Linked DNA regions of Homo sapiens: region 2 is linked to region 1. The links are chromatin loops, found by intact Hi-C in ENCODE. Cell type or tissue: heart left ventricle. All regions are shown on one strand. Each heading gives the region's core, and the rest is flanking DNA. Links, peaks and the distances in the headings are about the cores only.

Region 1 (4,391 bases), core at 147-4,146:
TCCCAACCTGGCCACAGTGAGGGTAGTGAGTGATAGAACAGGGGAAAGGAGACAGCCTGTGGCGCTGGCTCGGGCACAAACCACTGGTGAATCAGACCTGAATTGATTCCTGGAGCCAAGTACTGTTTGCCATCTGTCTGAGGCTTTATCTGCCAGGGAGATGGGCAAGTGGCCAGAGCCCTCTCAGGGTGAGGGGTTGAACAGCCAGGCTCCAGCACACTGCCATACCAGATGTCATGACTGGTCACTCAGAAAGGGCACCGGATGGGGTGGCAGGAGGCCGAGCCCCTGGAGATGGCCCCCCTAGGCTCCCTGAGTCTCAGCCACCCCCTCCTCCTCCCTGGGCCTCAGGCTCTTCATCTGTAGCATGAAGGTGTGGGCAGTATAAGGACTTTTCCCACTATGGCTGCAGAGGGCTCACAGGCACTTGGTTGAGTTGAAAATATATACAGGTCTAACAATTTTTAAGTTTTCTGTTTTTTCCCCCACATAAAACCTATTCAACCAAATGCCTATAAACATGTTGGGGTGATGTTCTTCTGACGTCTGTGCTTCTAGGTTGTTTATGGGATGGACCTTCCTATCCTGTCACCTCGGGGATTGCAAAATAAAGTGTTAAAAAATGTTACCATTTGCACTTCTCTATTCAACCAAAATAACAGAAGGAAATTGGATTTCTCTTGTCTTTATGAGCCAATATTATTAGAACCTATACTTTTTATAGCTATACCATTTTTAGCTGTTTTCTGTATTCTACATAAGATTTCATTCCAAAAACTTTAACTATGTTTAAAGTTTGAAAATCACCATCCCTGGCTGGGCATGGTGGCTCACGCCTGTAATCCCAACACTTTAGGAGGCCGAGACAGGCAGATCACCTGAGGTCAGGAGTTCCCGACCAGCCTGGCCAACATGGTGAAACCCTGTCTGTACTAAAAAAGCAAAAATTGGCCGGGCGCAGTGGCTCACGCTTGTAATTCCAGCACTTTGGGAGGCCAAGGCAGGCAGATCATAAGGTCAAGGAGATCGAGACCATCCTGGCTAACACGGTGAAACCCCATCTCTACTAAAAATACAAAAAATTAGCCGGGCGTGGTGGCGGATGCCTGTAGTCCCAGCTACTCAGGAGGCTGAAGCAGGAGAATGGCGTGAACCCGGGAGACAGAGCTTGCAGTGAGCTGAGATCGCGCCACTGCACTCCAACCTGGGCGACAGAGCAAGACTCCGTCTCAAAAAAAATAAATAAATAAAAAATAAAAATTAGCCAGGCGTGGTGGCAGGCGCCCATAATCCCAGTTATTCAGGAGGCTGAGGCACGAGAATTGCTTGAACCCGGGAGGCGGAGGTTGCAGTGAGCCGAGATCACATCACTCTACTTCAGCCTGGGAAATAAAGTGAGACTCAGTCTCAAAAAAAAAAAAAAAAAAAGAAAAAGAAAAAGGAAATCACCATCCCTGATAATCTCTAAGGTCCCTGTAGCTCTGACATTCTACTAGTCTACCTACCATTCTAAAGCTCTGAACAAATTCATAGGGTTTTAAACCTGTCAACATGGAACCTTTTAGTTTCCTGCCTTTGTTTTTATGCACTTGGCTCTTCATATATCCAACTTCCTATCCAAATCCCATTCTTTCAGCACTTCAGTAAAACCCCTTCCTCACAAAGCACTTAACATGGGTCTTGGATCTAAGCCTTGGTTTCAAAATAGGGTAACAGAGCCTCCCTCAAGTGGTTAGGTTTAAGTGAGTAGGTAGTATGTATATGTAAAATGTTTAGCAAAATGCTGATACATAAAGCTCAAGGATCAGTAATTACTGTTATGATTATCTTTGTTAATGTGTTATTATTGTCATGGTGGAAAAGTCAGTGCAGACTCAATTCCCTGAAGAGATGTGCAACCTCAGGCAAAAAGTCTGGCCCATTCTCGATGGTGCAGTACTGCCTCCTAGTGGGTAGCTGGGCATTTTTTTTTCTTTTTTTTTTTTTTTAGACTCCTGTCCCCCAGGCTGGAGCGCAGTGATGCAATCACGGCTCACTGCAACCTCAATTTCTCAGACTCAAGCGATCCTCTCACCTCAGCCTCCAGAGTAGCTGGGACAACAGGCACGTGCTACCACACCCGGCTAATTTTTTATTTTTAGTAGAGACAAGGTCTTGCTATGTTGCCCAGACTGACTCCTGAGCTCAAGCAATCCTCCCACCTCTGCCTCTCAGCCCAAGTGCTGAGATTACAGGCATGAGCCAGTGCGCCCAGCCAATTTTTTTTTTTTTTAATGACTGTCACACTGGCCAGGGAGGTTAACTGGCTGTAGGGTGAAGAGGACAGAGATATTAAATGTCTGGCACACAAAGAATTGCCCATGCCCACAGGACTGAATCCATTACAGGTATAAAATATAAAAAGTGCTTTAAATTTTTCGAAACCTGGCTGGGCACGGTGGCTCACGCCTGTAATCCCAGCACTTTGGGAAGCTGAGGCAGGTGAAATCACCTGAGGTCAGGAGTTCAAGATCAGCCTGGCCAACATGGTGAAACCCCGTCTCTACTAAAAATACAAAAAAAATTAGCTAGGCTTGGTGGCAGGTGCCTGTAATCTCAGCTACTCGGGAGGCTGAGGCTGGAGAATCACTGGAACCCAGGAGGCAGAGGTTGCAGCGAGCCAAGATCGCGCCATTGCACTCCAGCCCAGGTGATGGAGATTCCATCTAAAAAAAAAATAAAAATTCAAAAGCTGGGGAACTTAGCACAAGAAAACATTATGTGCACATTTCACATATAGACATACCTCAGATATATATGGGTTCAGTTCCAGACCATGTCAATAAAGCAGGTCACACAATTTGTTTCCCAGTGTATATAAAAGTTATGTTTACATTGTACTGTAAGTGTGCAAAAGCATTATGTATTTAAAAATGTACAGGGGCTGGGCATGGTGGCTCATGCCTGTAATCCCAGCACTTTGAGAGGCCGAAACAAGTGGATGGCTTGAGCCCAAGAGTTTGAGACCAGTCTGGGCAACATGGTAAGATCTCATCTCTAAAAAAATACAGGCCAGACGCAGTGGCTCACGCCTGTAATCCCAACACTTTGGAAGGCCGAGGCAGGCGGATTACCTGAGGTCAGGAGTTCGAGACCAGCCTGGCCAACATGGTGAAACCCTATTTCTACTAAAAATACAAAAATTAGCAGGGCATGGTGGTGGCTGCCTATAATCCCAGCCACTCGGGAGGCTGAGGCAGGAGAATCACTTGAATCCAGGAGGCAGAGGTTGCAGTGAGCCAAGATCGCACCACTGCACTCCAGCCTGGGTGACAGAATGAGACTCTGTCTCAAAAAAAAAAAAAAAAAAATTAGCCAGGCATAGTTGTGTGGGCCTGTAGTCCCAGCTATTCAGGAGGCTGAGGCAGGAGGATCACTTAAGCCCAGGAATGCTTACAATCATATAAGCCTTCAGCCACATAACCTTGCTGGTGGAGGGTCTTCCCTCAGTGTTGATGGCTGCTGACTGATCAGGATTGTGGTCGCTGAAGGCTGGAGTGGCTGTGGCAATTTCTTAAAATAAGACAATAATGAGGTTTGCCGCATTAACTGACTCTTGTTTTCACAAGATGTCTCTGTAGTATCTGATGCTATATGATAGCATTTTGCCCACAGTAGAACTTCTTTCAAAGTTGGAGTCAATGCTCTGAAACTCTGCCATTGCTTTTTCAACTAAGTTTATGCAATATTCCAAATCTTTTGTTGTCATTTCAACAATGTGTGCAGCACCTTCAGCAATAGATTCCATCTCAAGAAACCACTCTTTGCTCATCCATTGAAACAAGTCTTCATTCGTTCAAGTTTTATCATGAGATTACAGCAATTCCGTCACATCTCTACGCTCCGTTTTTAGTTCTCTTGCTGTTTTTTCCACCACATCTGTCATTACTTCCTCCACTGCAGTCTCAAACCCCTCAGTCATCCATGTGGGTTGGAATCAACTTCTTCCAAACTGCTAATGTTGATATTTTGACCACCTCCCATGAATCGCATGTGTCGTTAATGACATGTAAAGCAGTGAATCCTTTCCAAAAGATTTTCAATTTACTTTGCCCAGATCCATCAGAGGAATAAATATCTATAGCAGTATAGCCTTATGAAATGTATTTCTTAATAAGACGTGAAAGCTGAAATGACTCCTTGATCCACCGGCTGCAGAGTGGATGTTGTGTTTGCAGGTATGAAACTACTAATCTCCCTGTACATCTCCAGCAGAGCTCTTGGGTAACCAGGTGTATTGTAAATGAGCAGTAATATTTTGAAAGAAATCTTTTTTGAGCAGGTCTCAATAGTAGGCTTAAAATATTCAGTAAACCTGGCTGGGCACGGTGGCTGACACCTGTAATCCTAGC
Region 2 (4,391 bases), core at 289-4,288, 110 kb before region 1:
GCAGTGAGCTGAGATCACACCACCACACTCCAGCCTGGGTGACAGAGCAAGACTCTGTCTCAAAAAAAAAAAAAAAATCCCTATTAGTACATAAAGAGAGTCCTCAGTCTTTGTGTGGCTTTATGGTGTTATACTGGGTAGATTGACCCTCCTTTATTTAACTGGTCCCCTATTGATGGACATTTAGGTTGTTTCCTATGTTTCATAACACAAGTGAGAATACTATGACTGGTCCTGGTCCCTTTGTTATTATAGTCATATGAGTCTATTTATAGAATGAATTTCTAGAAGTGGAACTGCAGAATCAAATAAGATATGCCTTTTAAGTTTTTATCACTGCCAGGTGCCGTGGCTCATGCCTGTAATCCCAGCACTTTGGGAGGCCGAGGCAGGTAGATCACGAGGTCAGGAGTTCGAGACCAGCCTGGCCAATATGATGAAACCCCATCTCTACTAAAAATACAAAAATTAGCTGGATGTGGTGGTGGGCACCTGTAGTCCCAGCTACTCAGAGGCTGAAGCAGGAGAATCGCTTGAACCCGGTAAGTGGAGGTTGCAGTGAGCCCAGATCACGCCACTGTACTCCAGCCTGAGCAATACAGCGAGACTCCATCTCAAGAAGAAAAAAAAATTTTTGATCACTACTGCCTAGGTTGAAAGTAGAAGACCAGCATTTTTAGAAGGACAGGTGATTGGGTGGCTGTCCCCTAATGACCATGTTGGGAAGCCCTAATATATGCCCTGCCAGGCTGAGGGACCTCTGGCTCTGCTGCCCTCTCTCCCCTGCCTTGGGCTTGACTCATCTCTCCTTCCCTGACCTCCTGAATCCTTGGGGGGCAGTTGCCTCCTGCCTGTGTTATTAGGGCTGCTCCCTGTCCCTCTGCACCCCTACGCTCAGCCTAGGTTCCTGACACACTGATATACAGTGCCTGTTACCTCTCTTGGCCAGCTGTGTCCCAGAGCTGCAGCACAAAGCACTTGTTGTCCACCAGCAAGGTTTTGACCCGAAAATCTACTCCTAGGACACATAGAGAGGGGTGAAGCCTACTAAGTTACCATCCAGGACTCCTAGCCAAGGCCTACCCCAGTATACACCTGTCCCCTGTACCAGCTGCGGTGCGATGGAGCCCTTGGCTGCCGGGCTTCCCCTCGGCTCTGCATCCCATCCATACTCGAGGACCCACTTCCTCCAAGAAGCCTTCCCAGACCTCCCTGCCGCAAGTTGTGCCAACACAGGGCACCTTGTCTATGTTGTTCATTCCTTAGGCCACCCAGAATATAAGTTTCATTATTTTATTTTTACAGTACTCTTTGTTCCATTCCCTAATTATTGCATGCACTTTCCTCTCTTAACGAGACAGCAGGGGAGACAAGGAGCCCAGAGGGGCAGAAGGAATGCTGGCTTCAGGCAACTGTTACACTGGTTACAGGACCTCAGGCAAGTCACTTCACCTCTGTGAGCCTCTCTTTCCTTGTCTGCAAAGTGGCAAATTAGAAAGACCTACACTGCAGAGTGGCTGGAGGATTAAAATGCTGTTTTAAAAGGCGTGGTGACACATGCCTGTAATCCCAGCTACTCAGGAGGCTGAGGCAAGAGAATCACTTGAACCCGGGAGGCGGAGGTTACAATGAGCCGAGATCGCGCAGCTGCACAATCTTGTTGCCTGGGCAACGAGAGTGAAACTCCATCTCAAAAAAAAAAATGCTGTTTTAAGTGACCCAGAGAGCATGCAATTCTGAACTGAAAAGAGGATAAAACTTCTGGTGTGGAGGCAGGGCTTTTAAGGTAGGTGGCCTTAACTTTGGGGGCCCAGCTAGGGCAAGAAACTGAACCAGGTCTTCAATTCTCTGCTTTCCTCATCTGTAAAATGGGGATAGATATGGAAAATGTACATTCAAATATAACTCCGTTGGCTCTGATTCTCTATCTGGTCCCGTCCTCAAATGCAGGCAGGGTAGAGTTCTTATTTTGTGAGGTGGGGGAGCAGGAATGGAGGGAAGGTGACACTAGGTAGGGAAATATTGACCTATGAAGGCAGGATCATTTCCTGTGGTATTTAAACCAGAAAAGACGATAGCCACCGGGGGGCAGCAAACCATAGCTTGGGATTGGGACAGATCTGGACCAAGCACTTGGATCTCAGGTACTCCCAGCAGGCTAGCAGTGCATGCCGGCTTGCCTGGTTGGTTGGTTGGTTGGTTGGTTGGTTGGTTGGTTGGTTGGTTGATTGGTTGGTTGGTTTCACGATTATGCAGCTGTGTTTTTCTTGATTGAATTTTGTGAGAACTTCTTACCACATAATAAAGGAGGAGGCTCCATTCTAAGGAAGGCTGTTGTAAGGAATAAGACATGTATGGAAGATGCCTAGTGCATGGGAGGTGGTCAGTAAACAGTAGCTTAGGTGACTAATAATGGTAGCCTTGGCCAGGCACAGTGGCTCACGCCTGTAATCCCAGCACTTTGGGAGGCTGAGGCGGGCAGATCACCTGAGGTCACCAGCCTGGCCAACGTGGTGAAACTTCATCTCTACTAAAAGTACAAAAATAAGCCAGGTGAAGTGGCACACACCTGTAGTCTCAGCTACTTGGGAGGCTGAGGCAGGAGAATCACTTGAACCCAGGAAGCAGAGGTTGCAGTAAGCAGAAATCGTGCCACTGCACTGGAGCCTGGGTGACAGGGCGAGACTCCATCTCAAAAAATAAATAAATAAATAAATAAATAAATAAATAAATAAATAAAATAAAATAATGGTAGTGTTGTAGAACCTGTGACCCCACTCAACATCAGGCCAGCCTGCTATAGGTTTCCTCTTCCCGAGGGAACTGCATTTCTAACTAGCTCCCAGGTGAGGCTTCTTGGGCAAGAAAAGTTTGAGAACCTGCCCCAGGCCTCTCTTGTGGGGGGCTGTCATTTACCGACTGGTCTGGCTCTGATCCCCAGTCGGCATGTGCCCTGGTCTAATACAAAGACAGGCGTGACTTCTTTGTCCCTAGGTGGGTCTCCCCTCCATTCCCTCGGGTTTGCTTTTTTTTTTTTTTTTTTGGGAGACGGAATCTTGCTCTGTCGCCCAGGCTGGAGTGCAGTGGTGCGATCTCGACTCACTGCAAGCACCGCCTCCTGGGTTCACGTCATTCTCCTGCCTCAGCCTCCCGAGTAGCTGGGACTACAAGCAACCGCCACCATGCCCGGCTAATTTTTTGTATTTTTAGTAAAGACAGGGTTTCACTGCGTTAGCCGGGATGGTCTCGATCTCCTGACCTTGTGATCCGCCCGCCTCAGCCTCCCAAAGTGTTGGGATTACAGGTGTGAGCCACTGCGCCCGGCTGGGTTTGCTTTTCTGTAGCTCTGTACAGGGTTCAGTGGCCACATATCCTGATACTTTTAGGGAGGGAAGGCTCTCTGCTTTCGGCCATTTCTTGCAGGAGCCACTGAGTTAGACATGATCAAATATTTACTTATAATAATAATAACAACCATAATAACTAATACTTACTGAGTACTCACTACATGTCAGTTATGATTCTAAGATCTTGACATATTAACTAGTCCTCAACCACTCTAGGAAGGCAGCACTACTGTTGTCCCCATTATGCAGATGAGGATTTGGGGGTTCAAAAGGGTTAAATCATTTGTCCAAATTCAGACCCTAATAAGTGGCAGGGCTAAGATTTGAACTCAGGCACCTGGCTTCCTAATTTACCACACTCTACAAATACATTCTGTGTAAAATATCCAACTTGCCCAAGGTGACTTCTTGCCAGACCATGGCTGCCCAGCCTGGAGCTAGTCATGAGCAAATCCAACCAGCACAGAACCTGCTCTGGCCTGCCCATGGGCCACATGAGTGGATACTTGCTTGTTTTCACCATCAACTCTCGCAGGCACCTAAATTGCAGGGTGCATTGTTGATGTGGCACCTTATAAGCTAATCAGATCAATGCAGAAAAAACAAATTACCTGTAATTAGAGACGATTAGTGAAATAGTAAGGTTATGCCCATATAAAACAATGTCTAATGCAGGGCCCGTGGCCAGGGCAGAACCTGCAGCTTCCTCAGGGAGGGCTTGGTCTGGGCCCGCTCTCACTCGTTGGCCCTGGCCCCTGCGTCTCTCCTTGCTCCCTGCCGCCCTCCCCAATGCCCTTACCCACGGTAGCTGTCAATCCGGTGGCGAAAGAATTCTGGTGCAGCAGGTGCAGGAAGGATGTTTTGCCCACGTTGGAGTCTCCCAGAAAGATGACATGGAAGAGGTAATCAGGGTTGGCCTGGGGTCCCCCTCCAGCCATGGGGTCTCCCGGGGATGGGGTCAGCCCAGCTTCCCTGGAGTCCATTCCTGGATCTTCAAGCCTGCTCTCTGCCCTTGGTTCCCTGGAGTGAGGCGGGCCTTGTTCT

What was found. A loop is a pair of places that touch in the nucleus more often than their neighbours do. Peaks named below come from ENCODE experiments on the same cell type or tissue, not always from the same donor. Only the 100,000 strongest peaks of a DNase experiment are listed, where the experiment ranks them.
Region 2: it touches region 1 in a loop (9-fold over the local background); 43 of 110 quality-filtered maps call a loop at or near these places.

Annotation. Positions count from the first base shown.
Region 1 is chr6:36,612,889-36,617,279 of GRCh38, reverse strand. No RefSeq gene overlaps it. Among named protein-coding and RNA genes, the nearest start is that of MIR3925, 7.4 kb to the left of the region's middle. RefSeq lists an enhancer at 2,166-2,215 and a silencer at 3,922-4,122. In heart left ventricle, for the core only: a CTCF peak has its summit at 1,947 (motif pointing left); a DNase peak (open chromatin) is centred at 159; H3K27ac peaks cover 304 bases.
Region 2 is chr6:36,722,489-36,726,879 of GRCh38, reverse strand. It overlaps RAB44 (RAB44, member RAS oncogene family), which reads right to left. Exons shown (of 14, transcript NM_001257357.2): 9 at 4,147-4,391; 10 at 937-1,018. Among named protein-coding and RNA genes, the nearest start is that of RAB44, 27 kb to the right of the region's middle. RefSeq lists enhancers at 82-221, 1,980-2,039. In heart left ventricle, for the core only: a CTCF peak has its summit at 2,084 (motif pointing right); a DNase peak (open chromatin) is centred at 2,091.